Regions from separate parts of the Mus musculus genome. Here regions 1, 2, 3, 5, 6 and 7 are each linked to region 4. Evidence: chromatin loops called from intact Hi-C (ENCODE). Cell type or tissue: left cerebral cortex. All regions are shown on one strand. Region 1 has its middle 170 kb from the start of Gm40418. Region 2 holds the start of 3110039M20Rik (RIKEN cDNA 3110039M20 gene). Region 3 overlaps Gm40419 (a long non-coding RNA gene). Region 4 has its middle 31 kb from the start of Gm34523. Region 5 has its middle 160 kb from the start of Gm40418. Region 6 has its middle 170 kb from the start of Gm40418. Region 7 holds the start of Gm34304 (predicted gene, 34304).

Evidence for each region. A loop is a pair of places that touch in the nucleus more often than their neighbours do. Peaks named below come from ENCODE experiments on the same cell type or tissue, not always from the same donor. Only the 100,000 strongest peaks of a DNase experiment are listed, where the experiment ranks them.
Region 1: a loop joins it to region 4, with 4 times the contacts of the local background. A loop is called at or near these places in 5 of 42 quality-filtered maps.
Region 2: a loop joins it to region 4, with 4 times the contacts of the local background. A loop is called at or near these places in 4 of 42 quality-filtered maps.
Region 3: it touches region 4 in a loop (11-fold over the local background); 5 of 42 quality-filtered maps call a loop at or near these places.
Region 5: a loop joins it to region 4, with 4 times the contacts of the local background. A loop is called at or near these places in 4 of 42 quality-filtered maps.
Region 6: a loop joins it to region 4, with 2.7 times the contacts of the local background. A loop is called at or near these places in 6 of 42 quality-filtered maps.
Region 7: it touches region 4 in a loop (9-fold over the local background); 6 of 42 quality-filtered maps call a loop at or near these places.

Annotation. Positions count from the first base shown.
Region 1 is chr12:49,943,723-49,947,722 of GRCm38, forward strand. No RefSeq gene overlaps it. Among named protein-coding and RNA genes, the nearest start is that of Gm40418, 170 kb to the right of the region's middle. In left cerebral cortex, no CTCF peak of the experiment used is centred here; DNase peaks (open chromatin) are centred at 1,765, 2,314 and 3,279; H3K27ac peaks cover 395 bases.
Region 2 is chr12:49,389,483-49,393,482 of GRCm38, forward strand. It overlaps 3110039M20Rik (RIKEN cDNA 3110039M20 gene), which reads left to right and starts at 170. Exons shown (of 3, transcript NR_026733.1): 1 at 170-457; 2 at 921-988. In left cerebral cortex, CTCF peaks have their summits at 2,181 and 2,384; no DNase peak of the experiment used is centred here; H3K4me3 peaks cover 4,000 bases; H3K27ac peaks cover 4,000 bases.
Region 3 is chr12:50,110,259-50,114,258 of GRCm38, forward strand. Gm40419 (a long non-coding RNA gene) reads right to left here. Exons shown (of 3, transcript XR_872736.2): 2 at 2,023-2,105. Among named protein-coding and RNA genes, the nearest start is that of Gm40418, 8.0 kb to the right of the region's middle. In left cerebral cortex, a CTCF peak has its summit at 1,610; DNase peaks (open chromatin) are centred at 28, 867, 1,167, 1,261 and 5 more places; H3K4me3 peaks cover 1,066 bases; H3K27ac peaks cover 3,388 bases.
Region 4 is chr12:50,189,233-50,193,232 of GRCm38, forward strand. No RefSeq gene overlaps it. Among named protein-coding and RNA genes, the nearest start is that of Gm34523, 31 kb to the right of the region's middle. In left cerebral cortex, no CTCF peak of the experiment used is centred here; DNase peaks (open chromatin) are centred at 1,882, 2,656 and 3,180; H3K4me3 peaks cover 355 bases; H3K27ac peaks cover 1,480 bases.
Region 5 is chr12:49,961,807-49,965,806 of GRCm38, forward strand. No RefSeq gene overlaps it. Among named protein-coding and RNA genes, the nearest start is that of Gm40418, 160 kb to the right of the region's middle. In left cerebral cortex, no CTCF peak of the experiment used is centred here; DNase peaks (open chromatin) are centred at 1,927, 2,442 and 3,507; H3K27ac peaks cover 936 bases.
Region 6 is chr12:49,949,817-49,953,816 of GRCm38, forward strand. No RefSeq gene overlaps it. Among named protein-coding and RNA genes, the nearest start is that of Gm40418, 170 kb to the right of the region's middle. In left cerebral cortex, a CTCF peak has its summit at 2,146; DNase peaks (open chromatin) are centred at 10, 1,417, 2,155 and 3,283; H3K27ac peaks cover 3,626 bases.
Region 7 is chr12:49,378,772-49,382,771 of GRCm38, forward strand. Gm34304 (predicted gene, 34304) reads right to left here and starts at 3,057. Exons shown (of 2, transcript NR_168648.1): 1 at 3,046-3,057. In left cerebral cortex, no CTCF peak of the experiment used is centred here; no DNase peak of the experiment used is centred here; H3K4me3 peaks cover 3,874 bases; H3K27ac peaks cover 4,000 bases.

The DNA.
Region 1 (4,000 bases), 250 kb before region 4:
ACCATAATAAAAGTTATAGCAGAGAAGCCAAGGGTTCAGAGTTCAAGCTTGGTCTTTTTGTCTGCGATGAATTTAACTTAAATACAATGGTTTAAGGTTAGTTTTTTCGATAAGAGAATTTTCATATTTCAAGAGCTTTTCTTGAACTTACCTAAGCACATCAGTCAACAACTTAACACTAGGGACTGAGGAATAAGTGAAACCTAGTTCTCCTGTGAAAATAGTTGTCATGGGAAAATCTGCATCTATACATTTTGTAGAATAAAACTCAAGAATGTGTAGTCCATAGCACCGTAGCACCTCAAAAATGTGTACTATCTTTTCCCCTAAATTTTAGAGACATTGCTTTATCATTAAAGTCTCCTTAGCAGTGAGGCAATGCTCTTCTTCACTGAGTTCCTCCTTTCTTCTCCACTAAACATGAAACCTTACTGTTCCCAAATAAGTTGAAACTTAATATTGCAGCAACCAATCAGAATAGGGTCTACAGTTGAGGTTTAGTTTTGTTTTAGAATCAGTTTTCAGGTTTATTTCCTCCAAACATTTCACAGCTCTGGACTACTGTGTTCAGCTTAAATCAGTACCTGCTACTCATCTGAGTCAGCTGTAGCCATCACTCCGGACATTATTCTAGTACCACATCTTGAGACTGACAGGAATCCTGTTGGTCTTCCAGTTCAGCCTTTACCAGGAAAACCTGATTGTTCCTACCAGCTGGATCCTCCCATTCTCAATAGCCTCCTTAGGTCTTCGGGTAAGTACAGCACCTCTTTGTATGAAAAGCTGATGAGGTCCTTCACTTCCCAACTCAAATACTTCAAAATGACTGAGTCCATGGACTCAGGATACTACCTCAAGATTTGCATAGTGCATCAAGGTGGCAGCTTCTTTCCTTTCATCAACTGCCAGCGCAGTCCTGTTAGGGACTTAAAATTTCATCCACACAGCCAGTGGAAAATTCAATGGAGCCGCAGAACAACAGTGACCAGGACATGTTGAATGATCTGCTGAATTCCAATATGTCAGAAATTAACTCCTCTGCTTGAGCATCTCTTCAGTAGGAATCTGCTTCTAATGTATTAAAACTTAATTTAAACTTAATTACTTTGTGAGGAACATTCAATAAATCTTCCCCAAGTCTTTCCATAGTGAAATCTCTGTAGCCAGATGTTGATTGTGTACACATTGTTTTGTGTTGCTTGCATAAACATTATAATCACATATAGACAACAGCAGAGCTACAATATTTAGAAAACATTTTTCACACCTCCTTATTAAGCAAGACTATGAAAATTATGACTCATCACTGCACCATTGTTTTTTCCTGTTTTCTGTGCTGGTTGAACAGTCATAGGCAGCTGGTATTAATACAATAGATAGCGCTTAGGGAATTAATGCATGATGTAGAATACACCACAAAGGTATCTGTCATGCAGAACAATAGGTGTGATGATAGAAGATGTATGTATTTGAAAATTGTGCTCAAATGTGAGTTTTTCAGGATAAAGACATACCTTGACTATGCTGCGAAATTAGTTTTTAACAATTGTAAGAACTCTGCCCAAAATGTGCTTTTATTTTATTTGTGATCTTGAGAGCATTTAAGCTACTAGGAGCAGGCGTATACGTGCTCCTCTCCTCTCTGCTCCTATCAAAACAACACCAGAGCGCTTATGCTCCAGGGAGATTTGTATAGAATCTGACGCTTGTATCAGCTCTGAAAAAAACAACAAAATTACAGTCTGAGGTGATGTAAATGATATCCTTGGTGCATCTTCCCCGTGCTCCTGCGAGGCTCTTGACAGCTGATGGTTGGATTAAACAAAAAGACCAGTAACTTATGACTATTAGCTCAAAGCAATCATCTCTCATTATTTCAATTACATGGGTAAATGCGTGCAATCATGTATCAAATCACTTTTCCCTTTTGAAGAGGTTCTTTTCAGAGTAGGATTTCTGCCAGAAAAAATGTGCAAATATTTACACTGGTTTTTCATCCAACTGCACCTTTGTTTGGCAAAACCACCCTATGGCTACAATTCTGAGTGATATTTTGAAAAAGGGGGAAAAAACAAAAAAGGGAATTGGAAATAGTATGCGATTTTGGTGACTCATTAGCAGTCTGTAAAGGAGACACCTTCAGTTACTTACTGCTACCTGACTTGTCAGAATGAATGTGGCTCCTATTCCCTAAATCACACTACCTGTGAATAGAGCTCCGCTGGCCAATTCAAGGCTCTTTAGGCAACTATGATTGATGACTCAGTGACTAGGAGAAAATTGCCTTCAATGAATAATTCATCAAGCTATCTCTTTGCTGTTAAAGTAGCTGACAGGAAAGTTCTGACACCGCCTAAGCACAATCCACTTACAAATCAGTTACAAGGAAATATTAAAAATAGCTCGGCTACAGCATACCAGCACAGTATCAAGTTGGGGCTTTTTTTTTTTTCCTGTCTACAGTGAGCATCTCTGAGAACATGAGGAGCTCTCCCCATTTAACCATTGTGCTAATGGCAGTAAAGGCAGTGATTAGATAGAAAGTGACGTGATTTGTATTGGCTTTGAAACAATGCACTGTTTTTAATAATATGAATCTCTAAATTTAAGGTAGACAGTTAATCAAGCAAATGGTAATATTTAAACATCTTCCAGGAAAATAAGTAAATACGATTTGTTTGCAGAAGGTAATTTGTCCTTGAGTTATTATGGACCCAGAAAAAGAATAGAAAGCTCATATCAATTTAATTAAGTTCTATATTAATTTCAATATGGAAATGTTCAACAAAACAGGCAGAAAAAGATGAAAAAAATAATAAGAAAATTTAATAGACCCCAAAATAGTTACAGATTGCCTCTGAATCCATAACTGTATTTAATTTTTCACTGTTAGGATGAATTATTCCTTGTTTACTATGATCAAAATCCAAAAATATGCCATACAGATTAGACAAGCTACATGCCATCAGCAAGAGCTCTGTCTCATTTGACTTCTGACAAAATTGTCTCCAGTTTATGCATTAAAGACCTGAGGTTTTCTGGAGTTTTAACTCTTGAAAATATGTTTTCTCTTTGCATAAAAAAACAGAAAATTTTATTTGAGTGAATTTTTTCTCTGTATCACGGTGTCAGTGAAGATTGGACTGGTGTCGCTCTGTGTGTCAGGGAAAGTCGACCAGTAATAGATGCATGTCTATTAGAGCTTAGCAAGCTGAGGCGCTCCACGGTTTTTTCTCCACTAACCTTGACCTTCTGGGGCATTATCTCCTTTTAAGAAGGCTGCCTTTGCCTGAGACAGATGACAGTGACTCCAAAGGGCTCAGACCTCACCCTGGAAACCACTAATTCCATTTTCTATATTATGAGCACACCCCTAACACCATAGTTGTCATTGTACAAATGATTTTAAAAGCTGAAGTTTTGTTTTGAGGATGTCTAAAAAAAAATTGTTTTTTATTCTTGTAGCTCCTGCTTTATCACCCTGCCCCCATATGCTCTAGCCAGAAAATTCTATTCCTGTAAGACACTCTGTTTACTTCCCTGCAGAGCACGGTGATTCTGAACAACACTAGTTCCTGTTGCCAGAATATTTTGACCTATACTAAAAAAAAAAAAAAAAAAAAAAGCTATTTCCAAACTCTCTTTTTAATTTTGTTTCACCATTACTGTTGATGAATAAAATGTTTTGAATACATTTATGAACAAAATTTAAATAAAATGTAAATTATGTTTAAATAAAATTAGGTTGGCAAATTCCCCTAATTAATTCATAAATCTCTAATAACTGGTAAAAAAAAATCTAAACTTTTATTTTTCCCATCCATTAAAACAATATATACCCACCCTGTCCAGTGACTGCAATGGAGACTGGGTCCTTTTGAGCTGTTAAGCATCATTACAGACTATTCATGTTTCATCAAATAGCATATATCTACCTTCATTTGTTTAATATGAATTAATATAAAATTGTGAAAATTAATTTCTAATCAAATATTTTAAA
Region 2 (4,000 bases), 800 kb before region 4:
GAAAAAAAATCTGTCCTGAAGTGTATTGATTATAATATGTATTCAAGTTGGTACATATTTCACCCCAAAGAGATGGGCACATAAAATATATTAGAAGTCTATATAAAATTTTGATTTTTACAACATGTATTTTCTACTTTGTCATTGAGGATTTTGCATGCATTGAAATAATTTTAATTTTGATAAATTAATTTTGTGAGTAGCTAATATAGTTGGTTCTTTTTAAGGCTAAAAGCCTGTTGGAGAATTAGGTTAACAAACGGTGACGGTGAAGATCATTGCAGGTTTCAGTGCTGGCTGAGATGGGTTGCTGAGGTTGTGTAACTGTGTCTAGAGGGGCGGGGTTCCTGTACATTCCTACTTCAGCAGATAACCCTGTCCCCAGCCATACTCCAGCTTCTCCCAGACAGACGGAAATCTCCAGAGGAAAATCTGCACAGCCCTTCTAAGAAGCAGGGTAGGTAAACATTGAGTTTTAAAATTTCCCCTCATTATACTTCTACTCAAGGCCGGATCCTGAAGTTACAAAAAGAGTAGTGGTCATCTAAATTCTCTTTAGCAACAATATGACTGAGTTCTTCCTACTGTAAGAGTTAAAGGGTGTTAGCGATCTTCCAGATAGCTGGAAAATCCATTTTCGATTTTTCTTTTGCTTCCAATTTCCCTCTTTTCTCTCACCCCAATTGCCCTGCTTTACCATTCCTCCAGGAACTCCTCCCCTAAGCTCCAATAGTTAAAACCAAGCTATCTTTTAGTTTCCAGCTCCTAAATTGGCCCTTTCCCCCACTCAGTTCTTGAAGACTTTGTCCAGGAAATGTAGGCCCAGGGGCGCTGGGCTGCGGAATATATGACGTAGTGTTATGTTTTGTCTTCCTCCCTCCCTCCCGATTTGGTGCCCCCACCCCACCCCCCAATCCAAGGTTCTGCTCGATGTTATCGGAAGGCTGCTGAGGACTTGAGAACTGTGAACACTCTCACCAGGAGATCGGTAAGTGAAAGTCTCCCTGCCGCACGTGGTGGTGGGTGGTTAGCGTGTCCCACAGGCTACTGTGGATGTACCCTTAAATCTAGACTCTTGGAGGCTTAAGTGTTCTTTTTTCCCACTTGGAAATTGTTCCAAGCGAGTAGATTCTCACAGCCATAGGTGGATGAATGCGTGATTTGTCCACGTGGGCAGAAATCATGGTGGCTGCCTAGGTAAAGAGGATTTAGATATTTCAAAGAAGGAAAAAAAGAAGATAAATTTATATGGAGAAGGCAATGGGATACTCTAGTATGTACAGAAGTGTAAGGTATTTCGTTTAATGGAGAAATTTCTGAATTTCATGGCTGCTTCAGAGAACAAGGAAATTTAATGTTCAAACCTGGGATCGTTGGCATAAAGACTTTTTTTTAATATCATTAAGAACCAATCTCTCTCTCTCTCTCTCTCTCTCTCTCTCTCTCTCTCTCTCTCTCTCTCTCTCTCTCTCTCCCTCTCTCTCTCTCTCATGCTTTCTTTTCTACTTTCACACTGGCATTGCCAGCCTCACCCAGTGCGGGCCCTCTTTCCTCAGTTCCTTTGGCTGCGACAAGCTATGGTCTCTACAGGACTAAGCGGATCTGGTGCAGGTCGAGTTCAGAGCCACTTGAGAGAAGGAGACTTCTTGGTCTCACAGAGGAGGAAAAAAAAATCGAGGGAAATGAGCACCGTTCTGGGCTTGACTTTGTCCCTGTTGGGAATAGCTCAGTTCCCGGCTTTGGAAATCTCAGGAAAATAATTGATTTTTAATGCACACTTAGGAGCCAGCGTTGTATGCTCCAGAGTCTGGCTGTCCCACGGTGGCTGCGAGCGCGCCAGACTCTGGCTGACTCCTCCCGAAGCTCCGGAGAGAGGCCGGGCTGCGGTGTCGGGATGGCCTGCCCTGGGACTATGGACTCGGACTGGCTTTGTCGAGGGCGCTGGGCTGGACTCCAAGTAGAGCGGCAGGACTCGGTCCGGAGTTGAGGTCTCGGGTTAGGGACTAACAACAGAACATGCTATTAGAACATGGACCAGGCAGTAGAGCTAGCTGGGGCTGCTCGGCTGCAAGGCCTGTTCTGGGCCCGCGTTCAGATAGCACTTGCGGGCCTCCCTGCCCAATGAGCCGCGCTGCTGGCGAGCAGCAACGCGAGGGCGCTCTAGCCCAGGACACCGCCGCCGCTTGGGGAACTGGTTTCCCAGAGCTGCGGACGCAGGCTCCCCTACCTTACCCTTCCTTCTTAGCCGTCTAAGATCCTTTCCCTACTTCTAAGAAGCTGTTAGTTAGTCTTTGTTTATGGGGTGCAGTTTCAGATCTCAGCACTCACCCGGTAGTTGGTAAAACTGATTTTTCAATAGTCTATCTCCTTCTGGTTTATTGCCCTCGCCTCTGTTATTCGGGTAGGAAATTTCCTGAACGCTAGGAGCAGCATGGAGTTAGGGAGACAAAAGCGGGCTGGGAAGCAGATTACCGCGGAAGCGCGGAGAATCGCTAGGAATCATCTTCCTTTTGGAAGAATTGAAGGGAAGAGATGAGAAATGCAGCGGGATGCTTCCACCTGCACCTCCCTCTTATAACAGTCAAGCATAGTTGTTAAGCTTCCACATCGCTGCTGCATCCTGGCCCTTTAGCAAAACTTAAAATAGGCGGAAATCCCGAGACCGTGATCTGAGAAGATACTTAAGATAATAACAAATAACTCAGAATTCTGCATGTAAGTCTGTAAGGAGAGATGGAATGGCCTACATCTTTTCCGGGTTTGTGGCCTAGAGCATTTCAGAGTCTTTGACATTGCGGAAAAGCCCTCACAGGAGGAAAGAGCATATAGCTCTTGGCGAAATTTGCAAACTTCGGGTGGCTACTAAAGAGCATGTTCAATAACTACACGTTTGGATATTCATTTTCCGGCTAAAGTTGAATTCTCCTATATTTATAGAATCCCGGGTTGAAATAGACACCTTCGTTTTCGTTCCTCCTCCTCATTTCCTGTTATTGCTTCCCTCTTTGTGTGCTTTAAGGAGCAAAGGTATCTTCCTGCTTAGGCAGATACTGTTTGTTTGTTTGTTTTAATTTGATTGAATAGGAAGACTGAAAACTGTAATGGGGTTAGAGCGAATTGTCTCTCGGTTGGTTCTTTCATTTTCTCATGACTCTGAAATTTAATGACCTAATCATTGTTGTTTGAAGTTAAATTATCTGTTAAATTAGCCCTAAACAATAACTGATGATATTTTTCCTTTGGGTCTGGTTGCCCCTGAATTCTTGGCTCTAGACGGGTATGGCAGGAGTCAAGAAAAATCCTTGATTGTGCAGTATTATAAAAATAATCAATTCACGGCTGATGTGCAATGATGTTATTTCTAAGTTGAGCATTATAAGTTGGAAATTCTTTTTCAAACTTGTGAATAAGGCTCATAGATGAAAAAATATGAACAGAATTCCCATTAGTATTCAGAAGCCAAATACACACCTCTGCCTGCTAAGAATTTCTCACAAACGAATAATTAGCTATATGGAAACTTTCAACATTGTTTTAGAGGTACATTCTAGAAATCTAAAGTATAGCTATTTTGTTGAGTCTGATATATGTTCGTTTTGCACTTATGGTACAAAATAGCCTTGAAGTAGTGCAGATTTTCCTCTTTTTTTCTTTCATAAAGCTTATGTAGTCTCAGGAGAGAGCGTGTTCATGCCTATTGGGGGATCAACACCTTTCTCCGTCGCTATATTACAGGTAGCCAAAGAATCTTTGAACCTAATAGAATTCCAGTATCTGAGGAAACTTTGATAATAGGAAGAACTATTGTGTTTGCTCTATTAAAATGTGCTGAATGAATAATTAGAGACTGGGATGAGTGTTGAAAAATTCAGAGCAAGAATAAGGTGGTAATTTTATTATTTAATACTTCAATAATTTCTATAATTAATAATGTGATTTTAAAAGCTGGCAATGTTTTCTTAGGAGAAAAAAAAGAGTACTTGGCCAACCTTATCAAAAA
Region 3 (4,000 bases), 79 kb before region 4:
CTGCTAGGTGCTATCAAATCCATCTTTGTATGGGAGGCACAGACCAAGATGAGTAAATTGCTCTTAGTAGGTAGTACTCTTTTCTTGACACTAGGAAGTAAATTGTCTAAGAGTTACACAAGGTTTTAGCTGCATGAGTCCCATTGATGTTAATGGGACTTACAAGGAAAACACCCCCCACTCTCAAGCAAAGCTGAGAAAAAAATAGAGTTAGTTTCTTTACGGTCTCCTCTATATTTTATGTTGCTAAGCCTGAAACGCACGCTCCTCACACACTTCTCAGTCCTCCCCTTTCTTTGACTATATCCTCCAAGATTATAAATCTTCAGCCTTTCTTTAATCATCTCTATAGACATGCTGTCAACACACACTGTTCTCAACATCATTTCCATAGTAGTGTAATTAAATGTCTCATTCTCTAATTCCCTAACGCCAAACCATGACTACTATTCAGTTATTGTACCTAGATTGGAAAACTTACTGTTGTGGTTTTAGTGAATTGTAATAAATGCGTTAGATCTAATAAATTCATTGTTTATAAATTATTATAATGTTAGTTGAATATTTTCTAGTCTTGCACAAATCTTAAATATAAAAATGACTAAATTATATATTTTTATTTTAAAATATCCATTAGTACTATTAGCCTCATTGTTATTTAAGCCTTGACTGCTTTTATCATTTCCTAAAAGTTTCATAGGGCACAAGAAGGAATAAGATCTTGGAAATCCATTGTAAGGCACTTATAACCACTTACGCATTGGTTACCGAAAGTGTTTCATAGAACAAATAATAAATAACGTTATTTGCTTCTGGCAGAGTGGGTTCATGATTCCATAATGTCTGGGGAATGAAGGACGTTCTTGTCCATATGATGGAGGCAGCAATACTACAATTGTCTGATGTCACCCTTAAATAATACATTCAAAACACACACACATACACACACACACACACACACACACACACACACACACACACATACACATACAAACATACACACACATTTTGGGTTTATACTAATTTTTTCTCTAGCGAGTTTTGATTGTGAAGAAAATCAAGCTAAGCTAGCTTTGAGCAAGATTTTTATGAGTGTTTGGTTCTGTATAGAGTTCACAAAAGGCCCAATCTTTGTGCCTACCACTTTATTTCATTACGGTGGCATTAATTACTAAGCAAGATGCCAAGTAATTGGCAAGGGAATGCTCCGTGCTTATTTATCTGGTACCTTTATCCTATGCTCCTGGCTTCTCTCCTTTACTGCACTTTTACAATAGATTACCAGGATAGGAACATAAAGAGCACAGAGTCTTTCCTTTGCACTTTTATAACTCAACTTACCTTGAATTCTTTGCCTAATTTCAAACCATACCAATCAGAAAGGATTTGCACTAAACTAACATGTTAGTCACCACCACATATACAAGGATCTAAAGTCTAAAACAAGAAAAGACTACAGACTTCTAAAAGCAAGTTATTTACCTCGCCAAACATTCCCAATTCATTCTTGTACCTATGGATTCATTACTTCTTGGAAGCTCTGTGGGAGCCTGCCATAAAGACCGAACACATCAAGCAAACATCCTGAAGTCTCAACACTAGGGGCATCTCAAAAAACATACCAGGATGTATTTTTCTCAATTTCTTTTTATTTGCCCCCAGCTATTATCAATTGCTACGGTTTTATCTCTATGTTGATCATGACAAAAGATATGTTTTTCATAAAATAACACATTTGGACATAATAACGAGAACCTTGGTTTCTATCTTCACGTTGCGGAATAGCACGACTCGTGCTGTATAGTCGCAGTTGGCTGTCCAAGGACCCTGATGCCAAATTGCTGAGGATATTCTTGTCGCTATGACAAATTGCTTGCTGGTGGGCTGTGCAGAGTGTTGTTCTGGCAGCATCGGAGTTGTCTACGTGTCTGTCACTTGGTTAGGCTGCTTCAATCTTAGGTGATTCCACCCCACTCCCCACCCCCTTTCCGGTTTCCTCAATACATTTTTTTTCAAACTTACCTTTGCTTCTCAGTGAATGGGGACTTTAACAGTCACTCGTAATGAGCCTATAGAAATGCCTTCCAAGCTCTCGGCACAGGTATCTGTAGGGTGAGAGAAGGATTTTTTTCACAGTACCATGCTTGTTTTCCATACAAACCTACAGGCTGCCATTACAGCCACCCACATTCCGGTTGGCAACACACTCATGCTCTGAGAGCTTTAATGAATCCAGACAAAATTGAACAGCACTTCTGACACGCCGGAAAACGGTGCATTTTAATGATATGTTGCAGGGTGATTTATTTCTTTAATCTGTAAAATATTAATGGGCAATATTTTTATTAACAGTTCGTTAAAAAAAGATTACCCTGCATTTTATCTGATTTTTTTGAAAACTAAAGATATTGCTTTGCAAACTTCTTATATGAAGTGTTCCTTACTAAGAGGACTTTAAAAAAATTACATAAAAAATGTAAATAAGTAGGCAATAGTCAGTAAACAAATTGGCCTGGAAACCACCTAAAGGCAATCCCAGTCATGTCTGTTGACTACCTAGGAAAGCATATAATTTAATGCTTCCAGATAATTTGAGGACAAAAATCTAACCAACTGACAGTTTTAGATAAATAATAAACAGTACTCCTATTTCATTACCGAGTTTTTAATTAAGTACAAATGTAAAGAGCTCTTAAGAACCATAAGGGATTGAGTATTTTTAAATTGTTTTCAAAAACTAAAAAGGACATGGCAAAAACGTTTTTGGTTTTTTTTTGGTTTTTTTTTTTTTAAAGCAGATATTTTTCTTAGTCCACAGAATGATAGTGAGGCTTCTCTCTGAGACATATTCTATAGTGTTGGTTTGTTATTTAAGAGTCTAGCATGTGTAAAAAAAAAACAGCTAATGGAGCTTTTCACAAAAGATAATATACATTGGAATAAAAGGAAATGAACAGGCTTTTAATCTTATGTGGAAAAATGTTTGTTTTTACTGCTTTTGAATATAAATGTACTCATTGCTCTTCTTGTTCAAACTGTAGCCCTGAATTAAGTGGACTTTAAAGCTCTTCTAAATACATTAAAGATATGAGATTTGTTTTCAAAGAACTATATTTATATTTCCGAATGTGGGGAGGCGGGAGGTGCTGGGATGTGGAGAGAATAAAAGCTATTTTAACAGCTCAACTCTCAGGGATAGAGGTGAAAATTTCAGGACAAGGTGAAGCTTGAATTATTTTTTTTTCATGCCTATTGATAGAATTTGTCAACTCTCTGGACTGCATGGGTATTTCCAAAGTGAAATGTATCAAATTATCTTTCCCTGATGTGTTTGTATTTAGCTATACTCTCTGAAGCTCTAGCAGCACACATTTCTGACACTTAGTAGCATCCAGTGTGAGGCTATTGATCCTAAAATTGCTAGGATTTTCTTAGAAGGCTGGTTGTTGGTTCTGGGCTGTTGTCACTGAAGTGGTTAAAGCTTTGTTTGTTTGTTTTGTCCTGAATGGCTCTTAATGGATTAAGCTTTAGGCTTTCACCAAAGCAGTAACTGATTGTTAAAGTAGCAAGGAGTAAACTAACCACAGGGTGTGGTGTGTGTGTGTGTGTGTGTGTGTGTGTGTGTGTGTGTGTGTGTGTGTGTTGCCAAGGTAAAATCAATTACTAACGCTTATGCTCTGAAACCAAGCTAGTACAATATGTGTTAAATAAGATATGTCTTATTACACATCTTTAACAAGTCTCTCTCTCTAACTGGCAAGAAATTATGCTAACCTGAAATCTCAACAAATTAACTCTACTTACTCAAGACTAATTGAATTGAGTTGACTATATCTGTAGCTACTGAAATAGATAATAGTACCTGTAGTTGCAAGATCACAAAGTACTATGAAAATAATGTGTCATTATGTTTTGAATGTAGAAATGCTTTTCATAATTTATCAACAATACTCAAATAGTGATTCTAATCCATTTAAACCTTCAAGGCTACCACTGGAAT
Region 4 (4,000 bases):
CTTCACCTTTACAAGTTAATGAGTTATGTCAACTGAAAAAAAAACTTATTTTTAAGTGAATTTTCTGAATTTACCAGTCTAAATAACTGAAAATTAATCAAACCATATTTAACATATCAGGCTACTTGAACCATCCACAAGTAAACTATTATGATCCTAGCAAAAGTGAAACATTTTAAAAAGATGTTAGCAAACACAAAAGTGAAGCATTGTGAATGAATTCAAAAGAAAGATCTCCTATGAAAAATAGATCCTTTGTGTATATTTAAATTTAAAAAGGATTGCATATAACTTTACAGGTTTTCTCTTGCTTACTATTTTTCTTTATCCATATCTTGACTGAGGCACTCATTGCCTCTCTACCTTAGACACAATATTTAAAAGCCTTTGACAGAACTGAAGCTGTGAAATGCTTTCCCAGAGTGATGCTGTTGATTTTGACAACAAAATAATGATTTGGTCATCATGTATTATTTGAATGTGTGTTTAGATTTCCAGACAGAATGATTCTTACAGAAAAATAAATAAATAACAGAGGAATTCGCTTTTACACCTTACGGTATCTCTATCTCTTGTGTAGTATTGTTTACCTTACCATAGATTTTTAAATGGAGATGCCTCGACTTAATTTTATGCATTTCAATATATGTTCACCTAGATAACCTATTTGAGTTTTGTTGTTGTTGTGTGTTTGAATTTTCTTGAACAGTTAAATCTGGTAGTAACATTTTCTGGTTCCAGCAGGTGAGTGAACTAATTTAAGCTAATTTATGGGTTAAAACACTGACATATGGGAAAGCCACTTTTTCTTCAATGTGAATTCAACAAAGGCCTCACCACATCCTGCACAGAATGTATTTAAGACAAATACAACATTTAATGTTAGTTTTCAATTGAGACCAAAATACATAATACATACTATAGTTAGAAATGTTAAAATGAGGTCTTCTTTGTGTTCTTGGATCCTAACATGTGGAGAGAATGGGAGTTTGTTTTAATACTTAAACAGCCTTAATAGGAGCCCTAGTCTGACTTGGATTTCACAGAGCTGTTTACAGGAGAGGAAAGTGTGCACTACATTTTAATTATTGCAGAAACTAGGGTCATCTCGGCAAACATTTAATGTTACACTTATGCCTCTTTTTCATTTAACTGTGACCTTTATTTATATTTGGAAACCATATTGCTGAGGAGTAAATCATAAAATGTGAGACTATACTTTAGGTCATTTCTTAATCAGTTTTTTGTTTCCAAAAGCGTAGTCTGAAGGGAACAGAATATTGGCACACTGAAAGGTATTGTGCAGGAAATCTTTAAATGATAGAACTGATAACACTGGATCAGGTTCCAAAATAATATTTAAATAATTGACACTTTAGATAGTAAATAAATTTAAATTATCAGATATTTGGAGTGAAAATCTCCTAAAGGTTTATATTGGCAATAATAAAAGACAAGCATACATGAAAGCAAATTTACATGCATAATATGTTTCTTATATCTATTTTGTATAACTAAAATAAATAGCAAATGATTTCAGAGGTAAATAAGCATCTTTATGCTTATTTAGTAAAAGGAACAAGTTTAAGCACTAAGTAGCATTTTGCATACATACCATAAAATACAAAATAGCACGTGCTTTCTGTTTACGTTGGTTACCAATCTTGATGTTCAAGGGAAGAGTGTGTAAAGTTAACAAGCAATTATTATTTGGCAAATTAGTACTCAACCACCATAAGTAAATAGGAAGCTTGAAACCTATCTGTTATACAGCTTCTTTAATTTGCATAGCACACTGGTGTGTTTGCTTTGCAAATACTTTGCAATGAATCATCATTTGTACTATACAGTCCAAAGAAAAGCAATCAAAATTCACAGCAAGACAATGAAATTAATTATAACTGTTGAATTCTGTGGTGGTAATTCCTCCTCATGCAGGAAGATTAATTGCATTGCACTTTCCTTGCACTCCACTAAATGATCTGATGAATGTATAATCATTTACAGATTTCTCAAATGCTGAAAATTGATTACCTTTGATTAGCTCTGATCTGCACAAAGAGCTCTGACAGAGTATCAGTGAAACATTACAACATTACAGACAAAGTAACAAATGATTTAATTACCAGTGTGCTTATTAATGTTAGATTCCCTGCAGTGATCCTGGCAAATCAGAGGCCTGTAATAGACCTGTGGGTTTCACTGAATTCCATTAGGGTTTAAATAATATTTCTCACTATTTCTCAAATCTTTCTTTTCATGGCTCCTTAATAACTCTAATTAATTTTAATTTGCACAAAAAAATCCACAGCATCTTTAGAAACTTTTAATTAGCTATAAAATAAAACTCTTCTCCTCCCAGGAAGACATATATGATCATCTTTGGAGTAGCCTCCCCAGTAAGTTCTCATTAATAGAAGTTAGCTCTCTGTGATAGTACCACATGTAATTCTCCAGCAAATGTTCAATTGTGCATGTGGCACAACTCTCGTCTTCTAGCTGCAAACAAAACAAGGTTTGTTTTATAAGACCAAAGTTAAGGAACAGTATGGTAAAATGTTTGCACGGAGTGTGGTAAGCACCGTCAGGGCACTTGTATTCTATCATTTGGTGACAATGCATGGCTTGCAACCATTCTGAGGACTATATAGCACAGGAGACGAACTGATTAAGAAACCCCAAGTGTATGCTGAAAGGAATAGAGTATGCAAGAGAACACTGGCCTAGTTAGACACAGAATGTAATGAATAATGTTGGCACAAACAAATCAAGCCCATCTAAACGAATATGAGAGAACATTCAGATCATTTTGGATTGGCAGCTTCTAGGGCTTTCCCCAATTTGATGCCATTATATATGACATTAGATTATTGTGAGGCAGTGACAATAAAAGCCCAGATGATCAGAGGAGTCAAACAGAGCAGCTTAAATTAAAATATGTGTCTACAAGTGTTTCCAGGCAAAGATAAATTAGAGGCTAGGCAATTAAAAGGTTGTTTAGAACAGAAATGCTGATATACAGACAACTTTACAATAATATTTCTTCACAGTGGCTTTGCAGTTCTGCAGCGATGAGGCAAAGGCGCAGGTGTTTCTGGGTGGCATTTCAAAGCCACTAGCTGAAAAACTTAAGATGTGGGACGCACAGCCCCTCATGCTGATGAATATGTTCATTATGCTCAGCGCTGTCAGCAGCAAAGCTATCCATCACAGTGCAACAGCAGAGAGTCGGGAGTCTCTTTTTGTGGAGAAATATTGAAGTCAGATTGTTGATGTCAGAAGTCAAAGTAGAGTTCAGCTATCTGTTTTATGAATCTGCCTGAGACACATTGTGCCTGTGCGCAAACTGATATCTAGCAGAGCTCATTTCAGTAAACGTGTGATTTAGAAGTCAGAAAAACATTCGTACAAACGAACTCAGAGCAGGCAGAGGCTGTGGCACGCATACATAGTTTTTACATTTTAATATGACACCGTTTGGTACTGTTTATCATCTGAAATCCAAACCATATCAACTCTCTAGCTACGCTATTTAAGATCTGTGTACTCTGAAAAAAAAAAAAAATACTCACACAATGAGAAACTATATGAAAGCCCTGCCTCCGCTACACAGGGAATGGCCTTGTTGGACTTGGCTCTGCTTTTATTTTCTTCTTCAAAATGAACCACAAATAATTGGTGAGTTCACTTGACTTTCAGTACAAAAATAGACCCTCTATGGGGTAAAAAATTCAATGAGTATTTACTGGTCCTACACTGAAGCACTTTGAGAAACCGTACTTGGAAGCATGCATCAGATAGCAGAACTGGTCCTCTCTCCTCCCTCTCTCCCTCTCTCCTCCCTCTCTCCCTCTCTCCCTCTCTCCCTCTCTCCTCCCTCTCTCCCTCCTCTCTCCCTCTCTTCTCTCCCTCTCTCCAACTCTCCCTCTCAATATTACTCACTGTATCTGATTATATACCATATGTGTAACCTTCATGCTAGACCTTCCTTGCTGAAGTC
Region 5 (4,000 bases), 230 kb before region 4:
TAATTTCAAAGACTAGAGTCCTTAAAAAATCAATACAAATATCATTTTGAAGACCATTTAATTTCCATTATTTGACTGGCCTACTTTCCTGTTGTTGTATTTTTGTTTTGCTTAATGGTTTGAGTGGCATATACTGGGTAACAATTTATAATTTGACTAAAAATTTTAAATGAACTTACTCTAGAATGATTTGCCCATTATATGCAGACACTTTAAAACATGATACTAAATGCAAGAAAAATTACTTAAAGGATCAGTTACATTGAAAATGATGAAATCAATAACAATATTTTCTCAGTGATTCTTCCTCTCTGATAAGCAAGAGTCTTTGCTTAAAAGCCACATTAAAATTTAATCACAATCTGTGTGCTTTAGCAATTGCTAATTTCTGGACAGCTGTCTACTGCTTTGTTTAAGTCTTATGTTCCTTCTATTTAAGTTATGCCTTTTAATAGCTGGATTAAGTACATTTAAAATCTGTATTATTAGAGTCTGATCATGTTTATCACCTTCCAATAGTAACTTGTGGTTTTATATTATTTCAAAGTAATGTTACACTGGAATTAAGACTTTTTAGAGCTCAAAAACTGGAAATGTATGTTAGTTTATAATTCTGCTTTGACTTTATTTTCTTTCAAATTTATTGTGAAGATGCCATATTTGTGGAAATCATAGTAAATATTAAGCTGCTAGATATAATATCTACCATCAGCATCACTACTTCATGACCAGGCAGTTTTGTCCGCCACACATTTAGTAATGAAAATACATACTAAGTGGCCTACTAAATAGTTCTTAAGGGACTATACTGACAAATTTAAAAAGTATTCATCAGCTTCAAGAACCATCTAAGCTATAGAAACTGAATGTATATGATCTCCCTCATATTGAAGACACTAGATGATCAGTAAGTATCAGTATCTTATTGCTCAGAGCAGATTATATCATAGTAGCTTAGCAACTGGTGCTGTTCCAAGATCCTCCCATTGTGTGTTTCATAGGAGATAAAGCAAGGTCATCTTTCAAAGTGCTTCCTCTGATTATATTTCTCCTCTAATCACTTAACATCACTACCCAAGATGGGAAATGATAATATCATATTTATGGTAGTAACACTATTGAAAGGATCAATGTGCTCTATGGTAGGCTAGCATTTAGGTTCTGAAGGATAAAATAGCTGATACAGTGGTCATATTACATTACCTTGTGGTAAAATATTTTTATTGTGTTGTTTTAATGTACTCAGCCAAATCAATAAGTTTAACTGTATTTGCCAGCATTCAGACCAGTGAAATTTATACCTATTCAGTGGCATAATATATGTGATGGTATTTACTTCTATCTTTGCATCAGATGCTAATTAATTAAATACTTCTGCTAAAATTAATAAATAAGTAATAATTAGATAAACACATTGCAAAAACATAATTTGAAGGAAGCAGATTGAAGTGGCTAGGGAATATAAGTAGCCATATACTATGTCAATTAAGAGAAAAGCTGAAATATTCAAATATGTCCACAATATGTCCAAATATGTCTGCAATATGTCCAAATATATGCACAATATTGCAAAATTTAAAATGGTGCATATTTTAACATATATAGAAGATGGAACATGGACCTTTATGAGGGCTATTCGAAAATTTAAAAATTATTGGTTATGGCAATTTGAAGGTGTAATTCATATGAAATTTAATCAAGTCAAAACATGTTCTTTTGATAATATAATTTTTAAAATGTGTAAATTATATGTCAGGTATTATTCAACCATACGTGGCGCTTGATTCCTGTAAATAAGATTGCTTTTTGTGAGGAAGAAGGTATTGGAAGAAGCTTGTCCTACAATGATGTGGCAAAGCCATGTGCAAAATATGCCACATTTTTAGCATCAAGAATATGTCATAAAGAGACTTACAAGGCGTTTTGCAAGGCATGCAGTATATCTAGCTCCGTTTCTTTTGAAATACAGTCCCAGTCAGTGACCAACATCAGCTCTGTCTTGATTTGCATTTTCTTCTCCCTGTGCCCCACCATCCCTTTCCTTTGGTGTTCTAGATTCCAGGCTACTATTTTTAAATGTTCAGGAATTAAAATTTCTTATTGCAAAACAAACCTAGAATACATAAAAATGGTAAATTATTCCAGGGTATTAATCTGAAATATAACCATTTACCACACTTCCAAACCCCTAGTAATTTTCAAAGCTGTTTCATACAGTTGGATTTTGACACTATCCTTTTTTTTTTTCACATTATGACATGACTCCTCCTATTATTAAACTCTGCTTTGAGAGTGCTTTCTTATTTTACTGCCTAACGTATTAGATTAAAAAGGAAAGGTGAACATTTCAGCATTATATAAAATCTGAAAGTGACAAAGAGTTAAGCTAAGAATTTCAGATGAATATACCAGCAGTTTGCCATTCTGACAGCTAAAGCCAAGCTAGTGCTTTAAAAAAATGCAAGTTTGAAAAATGCAAATGGTGTTATCCAAATATGCAGCCATATGTCCATAATACACACATTTTGGGGAAAAATTTATAAAGATTTCTATCACAGAATTGTATCTCAAAATGGTAGGAGTCTTGATTTTTTTATATTGTGTTACCAAGAACATGGTATGATGTTGAAATTTTATTTCACAATCTTCTATATATATTATGGTGGGAAATACAGTATTTTTAGGTTTTCAGAGAAATTTGGCTCTAAGTACTAATAATTCATTTTGAGTCGATGCTCTACTTCATCTATAATACAGATAGCAATATTGTCCAAAATATCCAGATTTTAGTCATGATTTTTTTTTCTATTCCAACAACTGAGGTTTAAAACAGCCTCTTCAAACACGTTAACAGTTCTTGGATCTAAATGTGTATTACTAAGGAAAAATATAATTAGCACGAGTACTGATAAGCTGTGAAATTTGGATAACCTTTAAGCAACTTTGCTCTGTTGATCACAGCATCCACAACAATAGGAAAGGGGAAGCCAAATGCAAAAGGTGAAACCTCCAACAGGAAAATATCAATTAATCTTTGTCAATAGAGTTAAAGTATGTGTAATCCCCTCGTTAAATAGTTTGAACCTTTCTCAGAGTAAACAAAGAAGGGCTAGTGAGGGAAGCAGCCCCACTTGTTTATATGGGGAATCTTCAAGAGGCTTAGGCATAACCTCTCAAGACAGGGTTTCTTTTGCCACTAGTCACTAATTACCCTCCTTTAAAACTATTTGTGTAATAAAAAAAGACTTTTATTCAGGCTTAGAATACCACATAGCATGACAATATTTTGCTCTTAAGCCAGTACATTAAACCATATTAAAAATCTGTGAAATCCTCACAAGTTCCTGCAAGAAAACTAAAATTCAATTTCTAGTATGTTTAGCAAAACCTTTATTTTTCTCACACCTCCCCAAAAAAAGTATTTCTATCATAAGCAACAATGCAGGGCTACTACTGGAGATCAATTTACCTATGCAAGGAACTACTTTAGCATCCTTAGATCTCCAGGTGCTGGGAAATTTCTGAGTTGGAAGGAGGAAGAGGGGAAAGGAATTAACATGTGCTGTGTCATCTGCCAACCAGTGTGCCCTTGCTATTGAAGCAATGTGAAAGCAAATGCATTCTTCAGTCTGCTTGACAAAATGCTAGTGTAATTTAGAAGTAGCCTGATGCTTTAAAATGCCCATGTGATAAAAGTTAGCATCTGAAGTCATTAATCACCATTTGCAAACTTTCATTTTTGAGCATTGTGTATACGTCTACATGAAAAGGGGGTAAAATCATACAATGATGTATAACTGGGGCCCACACTTCTTACGCTATTTATAATCTTGGTATTTTAGTGAGCTTTCCTGGGACTGAGTAGCTATTAATATTAATAAAGATGTAAATGAACTTTGATATCATCAAAGTTAATATCAGTAGATATTAATAAATTTGATGTCAGTAGATATACTGTGGGCAAAAGCATTGACAAGTTAGGAATATTACATTCACCAGT
Region 6 (4,000 bases), 240 kb before region 4:
TTAAGTTGAATTGCCTATTTCAGATGGGTCTGGAATGAGAATGGGCGAGTCAAGTCAAGTGTCACTCTAATATACAGGGAATTAATGGTCCAGTGTCACAATTTCTGATAATTACGTTTTACCAAAATATTTTGCTGTGCTTGTGTGCAGAACATTTCACTCTACAAGTCAACACCAACAGTGCAACACTGGACAGGGCCTCTTCATAGCTTCTGTTAAGGGAGAATATGGTCTTGAGGAGATCAATCACTGACAGGTTTCTATTTCTCAGTAAAGTCTATTGCTGCCTAACCATCAAGGGATGAACATGGGTTGAGAATGACATCTAAGGAAAAGTACCATATCAAAGACATGGAGCACGGAAGACTGAAAGGCCACTGACAAGCAAGCGAGTGAACTGATTTTTCAAATAAAAGAAATAAATATACCAATTAGTCTCATAATGCTATTTGCAGAATCTAAAAACACAATGGAAGATAAAGATTAGATACAGAGAGTCTTTGTTTTTCAATGCTTTGGCTTGTTTCACAAGCTATCTACACTCAGACAAATTTATTTATTTATTTATGAAGTTGGGATATACCAGGACTCATTATTTTCCCAATTTCAAAATAATTTTGGAATAAATAAATTCCCCAAAGTTCTTTTTCATGGCCAAGTTATTTAAATGAGTTCTGTTCATAATTTGTCATTTTATTTACGGGCCAAATTCCATAATTTTTATGAAAATGAACAATATTTAGTCTTCACAAGTTTGGAAGAGATAGAATTCTCAGTTTTAATTTCTCAGTGAATATTCTTTCTCTTTTTCTGTGACCTCAGGGAGGTTCTATTTTGCCCTTGGTCACCCTTGAACGGTGGAGTGTGTAGTCATCATTTGTTTGGAATAAAGCTGTTGAATGTGGTGGAGTTTACTTGTTATTAATTGTGGCTGCTTCATTTTGTTTAACAAGGCACTCTGATTCTTCCACTGTCTACCTAAAGGGGAAAAGCTACATATTTGAAATGTAAATCTATCCAGAATTTAGTGGGCGTTGAGAACATGCTGGGACACTTGAAGGGACAACTGAGTCCTCATAGAAATTACTTTGAATGATGACTGTGGTGGCAAATGTTGACAATCATAGCCTGGGGTGGGGAGTGTTAAGACAGAATAACAGGTCAAAGCCAGGCTGGGCTATATAACATGATATCTTGCCTTAAAATCTTATTTCTAGCAAAATTTATCATTTTGAGATGAAAAAGTTAAAGGGGAAATGCTCAGTGTTCAGCAGTGTTCGCCTTGAAGATCGTACAGTTGCCTCTTTAAATGAAATGATTTTTTTCCTAGCCCTGCAGACTACAGGTTTCCCAAGCCACGGATTGTGGCATGCGAGTGTTCCCGATAAGGAATGAGGTTCTTTTTTAAAACTCTCAAATATTCATCTTCCACATCATGTAACTCACATTCTTAAAAAATGACTGAAGACTTTTCTTGTTTCCATGTGGTTCCTGCTTTCTAAATTCTGTTGCTTGTTTTCTCCTTGGAGTTCTAAATGTTGCTTTAACATCTTTAGGTGTGATATAGATAGATTTAGAGTGATGCAGTTAGCAAGTCTCTAGCTGTAGCTTTAAAATACATTTGAAAGCCTTCTTTTGGAAGAAAACAAGCACTCTCAGAGGAAAGTTACACTTTATTTTGGAAGCATCTCTTGCAACTTTTCTTCCCAAAGGTGTTGAATTTACTATGATTATTAACACGTGTAATTAATTCTATCTAAGCTTTTCCCTGTACAGTATGTCAATAGTAGTGTGTCCTTTGAACACCATGAATACTAAAAAATTTTTCAAGAGATATTTAGATCTATTTACTGAATCAAACACACTTGAGTGATTGAGACACCGTCTTTTTACATAATGCTTACACCATACAATGAGCTTGGGCACAGTTTGCCTCTAAGTTCTACTATGTAACCACAGTCCTGCATTCATCTCAACCCTGCTCTGGTGAATTTTTTCCCTCCAAATAATTATAACTGAAGAAAGAAATCAGCATACGCATAATTTTAGCAATTTATAACAGGAAAAGTGGCTTCTACTTATTTGAAGTTAAAGTTGTGTATTCAATTATTGTTAGCAAGCACTCCACCTACTGGCTCATATGCTGCCAAGCAAGCAATCCGTGATGCAAGGCAAGTCCCCAGTAGCAAAAGATACTTTCAGCTCTGTGGCATGAATAGAACTGCAGCTTCCTGATTCCCAGCCAGGGTCAGTGGTGAGTTGCCTTGCTGCTTGTCAGGGTTAGCAGAGTTCTTAATATTAGCACGGTGCGACTGACAAGTGAACTGTGAAGGAGCTGCTCAAGGGCAGCTCCCAGGGTAGGATGGTTCACTGGGAGATGGATTTTGTAATCATAACAACGGGAAACTACCCTACAGAGTGTCACACTGATATTTCTTTTCTTGATTCAGAGTCTATGTCATCCAGGCTGGCTTAGAATTTAAGATCCTCCTGCCTCAGCATCTCTAATTCAAAAATCACAGGCATGTACCAACATGTCCAGCTTCAAAATACTTTCTTTATAGTTATCTAGATAAAATATACATGTATACAAATATAGAGGCCAAGTGCCTTTGTATAAAACTGTTTTTAAATGAGATATTTAGTTTCACAGTGGGTGAGAATTATAGACTTGCATAGCAGTGTTTCCTTTCCACCAACATGCCATTTTGAATGATACAGTATTGCTGTAGCAATGGAGAAACATAAAGCTCAAAATTGTCTTTAACCATTGACCCCCAGCCTCATGAACTTTTTAGCTGAGCCGTTATCATAACGACAAATTATATGACAGACAAAGAGAAATTATTATTAGGTATTATAATGAAATCAAGAGAAATTGAACCAGCTTTGTCCCAAAATGTCAACATAAGTTATAAATCATCACCCTCTGCCCACCCCACCCACCAATGTCCATCTTGACATCTCTTTGGAAGGACAATTTACTGTGTAATTGTTACCTCTGTGCACATATTATGTTATGATTGAATGTAGCAATAAACATTAAAGCAATTAACGTGAAATAATGCAAGAGCAAGTCAAGGCTCGTGGGCTAGATATAAAGGCAAAGCATTGGGGATACTGAAAACAGTCCTGATGGGATATGAGCTGGAGATGATCTTCCCAATTCTGTCGCAGGGTGTTATATCGAGTAGAGCTGTAAAAAAAAAATGCTGAAAGGGGAATGTTTCACTCTAAGAAATGTTTCTTGGAGTCAGTCGTATTTTACCATCGGCTTCCCATCCTCTCCAGGATGAAGGAAGAACTATCATATGCTACTAATAGCAAAGGAAGGTCTCTTGACTCCTGAAAGTCTTGAAGTTTGTATTTAAACTGGAACACAATATGGCATCAAGGAATAAAACCTTTTTTGCACTAACGAATTCGTATGCACTGATACTGGAAGCGCTTTGTAACAGCTCAATCGAACTGCACCCCAGATGCATGGATGTCTCTTTTGGCTTTGCAAGGAAAGTTTTCACGGTTATTTGAGGGTGGGGGTGGGAGTAATCAGTTGCATTAAGCATTTACCCTGCAAAACAGAGACTGAAGAATCTTAACACATGACGACACAACAGAATTTACCTGACCCTTCCAAGCTAAGGAAAACAAGACAGAAGGTCCTCTAGAGAGGCGGTATCATATATATGTTCGGAGCCTGTGCTACCCATATGCTCAATAGGACTGTTGTATCTCAAAGTTATAATAATTTGCAACGAGGTGCCAGAACCAATTATTAAATATCATATGATCCAACAGAGATGAAATAAAAATATACAGGGTCGATTTTACTGGCTTTGACTATTATAAGGCATTTTAAATGCTCTGAATTTACAGTTTAACTTGAGGGTTGTATTAGCGACATCCTTATGCTAGGAGTTTGTTCCCAGCTGAATATCATAAGCTAAATGCAGATGGCATATTTTTCCAAGGACAAAAGGAGTTTTGGCCTTACCCTCTT
Region 7 (4,000 bases), 810 kb before region 4:
ACGGGGTGGGGAGAACTAAGAAGCCAAGCCTTGTCTTCAATTTCCAGTTCTGGGACCACACTTCCACTCTCTCTTTTCTCTTCAATGTTCCTTGTCTTCTTGGGAAAGTGGACTGCATTGATTCCTTGGGCAACTAGGGGAAATTATAGACACTGGCCTTTCAGGACTGGCTTGCCTATCTGGTGTGTGAGAGAATTTCTCCCAATTGGTTCTGGTCTACAACTGGAGTGTCTTACTTACCAGGGGCTCAACTTCTTAAACTATCAACTCCCAGTAGTCCTGTAGCTACTAGCAAGTAACAGAAAACACATTAAAGGGCAGCAGGCCTTCCTACTCATCAAAAATGCTCAGAGTATTCTACAGAGACTGTGTTCAGAGCAACTCAATGGTTCTTGGCTCTAGGGTGATGCCATTATGTGTGAGTCTCTCTAGGGCTGTTGGTACCCGGGAGTTTTTGGGTGCTAGTGGATCTAGCTTTGCTACACATAGGACACATGGCCATATCAAAGAGATGTGCCCAGAGAAATCAATGAGTTTCCATGAAGACCACTTCCCCCCTTTTCTCCCTCCTCCTTTTAACTGCCTGGCTTCTGAAGTGGCTCCCTAGCTTATAGAAGTTAAACATTTCAACTCTCAAATATGAGGCTCTCCCTTAGATTTTTTTTTCCTCAAGGTTCTCAAGCAAAATTGCCAGTGCCACAATGTTATGATGGAAGGATGCTGAAATGACAGGCCTAGTAGACGCTTGTCTTAATCATCGGCTTCTTAATTTAGTTTTAGAGCTCTATGTGTGTGTGTGTATACCCACTCCATGCACATATGCGCGCCCTCGATGACGTTAGGGGTGCGTGCATGAGCCTGCTGAGAGCAGCCTCTGACAACCTGCAGCTCCCTAATGAGTGACGAGGCAGGGCTGCCTAGGAAAAGTCACACTTCCCTGGTGTGAAGACCTCTTACTGGGAAGTTTAGTTCACTACTGTTCTCGCAAACCTAATCGTATAACCTGTAACCAAAACCCACAGAACAAGGATACAACACGCTAAAGAGTAACTTCTAATCACTAAATGTTAGCACCATTACCTGCTGTTAGGAAGAGATTATAGACAAGTTGGCTCTAGGGAAGGCAGACTTCATTTGTTACAGAACCACTGAAATACCTGGATGTCTCAGCATGGGATCTACTGACTCCCACATGTCAAGAGGTCACAAACCGTCCTGTGCATTTGTAAGAAGAGAACTTTAGCTTGAGTTTGTCTCTGCTCCCAGGGGAAAGATGGAAGTTGATAAATATGGCCCACCCTTGTTACTAGAAAGTAAAGATGGCCCAAAACAAAACAAAACAATGTACCCAAGAAAGAAAATGCAACATCCATCCACCCTCAAAGATGGAATAAAAATAAGCTGCCCCCTGCTCGAATGAAGTGCGCTGTGTAAGCTTGGAGATTAATTTTAAAATTGACAAGGAATAATCTACACTTCTCCAGCAACTCTTCTGCTGAAATTGCTCGCTCTACAATTCTTGTCCTTTTTTTTTTTTGAGTGAGTAGGTAGTGGATGAGAGCTGAGGTCTACGAGGTCACCACTATGTAAACTAACAGATCACATTTACTCTGGTGTGCTCTTCTATTCATTACTTTCCTAAGACTACACATTTGCAAATTTATATGTGTGAGGTTAAATTGATTAGGAGGGAAAATTATACTGGTGGGGGGATTTGTTTCCGGTCTGAGACCACTGGCTGCCTGCCCTCTGTCTTCTGAAGGTAATCACAGCGACTAGGAGGCTGAAAACAGGGCTTTATGTGCAGAGGGAAGAGGCCCTCGGTGGACGTGGGCAGGACTTCAAATCCAATTTGCACCCAAATTGGTTGGTAGGATATACAAAGCCTCATCCAGAGACTTTCAACTTCACAATACTTTGTCCAGGAACTCCTTCCCCCTCTGCTTCAGCTAGCAGCAGATCTAAAAAGAAACCATTGCTTACACAAATATAAGCCTCTGAGTAAACAGTGCATGTTTTGTTGAACAAGCCTGATATACATATGTGTGTGCATTCTGATATATAGCCCCATCTCACCATAAAGAACAAGTAAAATTATTTAAAGGGATTCAAACTTGCTTTTTCGGGAATTGCAAATAACCTTTGCATCAGGAAACTAGTTTTAATATTATTTCAAACTATATGCTATGTTTTTACGATCAATCATCCTGCTTTGAGAGACTCGCATTCACGTAACCTTAAAATAACACAGCACACCCTTAATCTGCATGCAAAACAATTTTCAAGCCGCCATAAGCCTTGACATATAAAATCAGAGTATTGCAGCTCTCACTGTACAAAACCCAGTTTTTGCTCCTTGAAAGTAAACAGAAGAAAAAAAAAAAACCTTACTTTGCCTGCTAATTTCTTCCACGGGGTAACAAAACAATACACACTTAGCTTTAACCTAAGAAGCACCTCAAAACATTAAAAATTCATCAGTCAGAGCTGGTGTTGTATTCAAGGAACAACTCCTCCAGTTCACTGCTGAGCTCAGATTTGAATAAAATGTCCAATGTTAACAAACAATACCCACGTTTGGCACTTTGTGTATTAAATTGATCAAACAGATTTTAGGAGACACAATGCACAATTTGTACAGACCTGATTGAGTTAATATAATATCAGCAAATTTTACATCGAAATGATTCTGTTTCTTTTCTTTGTGTTTAAAACCAGCACAGATTACAAATTTTAATGATCTGAAAATGTTTGGTATACAAAATCATGCTTATTTCAGTATTAGCAAAAACACAAGAAATTTTTCAACACAAACACCCAGCTGTGTCTATTTTAAAAGCAGTTCAATGACAGCTTGCACTTATGAGCATGCAATCAGCTAATTTCGCTTTTTTTTCTTCTGTGTTAATCAACACTTTCCTTCCTGCATATCAGAGTACAAATAGTATAGTTACTCCACATCAGTAAATGTTTACGTAACCTGTCCTTTCCCAAGAATCCGGTTACACCGAATCATTTCACGCTAGACCGACTACGAAAACGTACCGGGCCGTCCACCTCTGAGGGAGCCCCGGGAGCCATTATAAGCGGTGGTGAGAAGGGGGGCTGGGGGATGGGGAGGAGTAGGTGGAGGAGTGAAGGGGAGAGGAAAGGAGGGAGGGAGAAGGGGTGGGTTAGTGAAAGGGGAAGAAGGGAGAGGGGAGGAGGAAGGAAGGCAAGCGCATTGAGGAACCACCAGGGAAAATGGGCCTGAGGAGGAGAAAAGAGTGGGAAGGGAAATGAACAAGACAACCCAGGCTCACAGATCTCTCTAGCTAGGTTGGCAAAGCTCATCACGTCGCCAGGCTCCGTGAGAAACCCCAAGCCTAGAAATCAACCTTTGGCACCAATGTGTTTTGCAAAGCTGATTGCTAGAACCCTGGCCTTTTCCGTCATGCATAGCTTGTTTTAAAGTCAGCGGATATGTAGGAAGAGATCCAAGCAGTGGAAGGATATTTGGGGACAAATAATCAAAGATCTCTTACAACACTCCAATAGATATAAAATTTGCTAGCTATTTGTAATTGTGGATAATTTTCGCTAGCGTTTCCCTCTCTTTCCCTCCCCTCTTTCTGCGCCCCATTTCAAATTTGGGGGGTGAGAACATCAGAATAACTCCCTATTATTTTGAGTATTGCATGTTTCTGGTAGATTTTAGTACCACACATAGGCCCTGTTTTTTCTCCTTCCTTTTTTTTTTTTATATCAAGACTGAGAGATCATTTAGCTAAGAGCTCATCAAAATGAATGCTGGCATGGGTAGAGTATTTTACCTTAAAGAGGAGGGGAAAGATACTCGTGACCTATGTGTCTCCACCTCCCTCTCCTCTCTGGCTACGGCCTCTGCTTACAACGTGGCGCGCTTTGAGCCAGTGAGGATTTGTGATCTGTGTGCTCCGCACTAAATTCCAATCCCTGGGAAATGCTGGGCCTTGGCCCTGGCCCTGGCCGCGATCTTTTT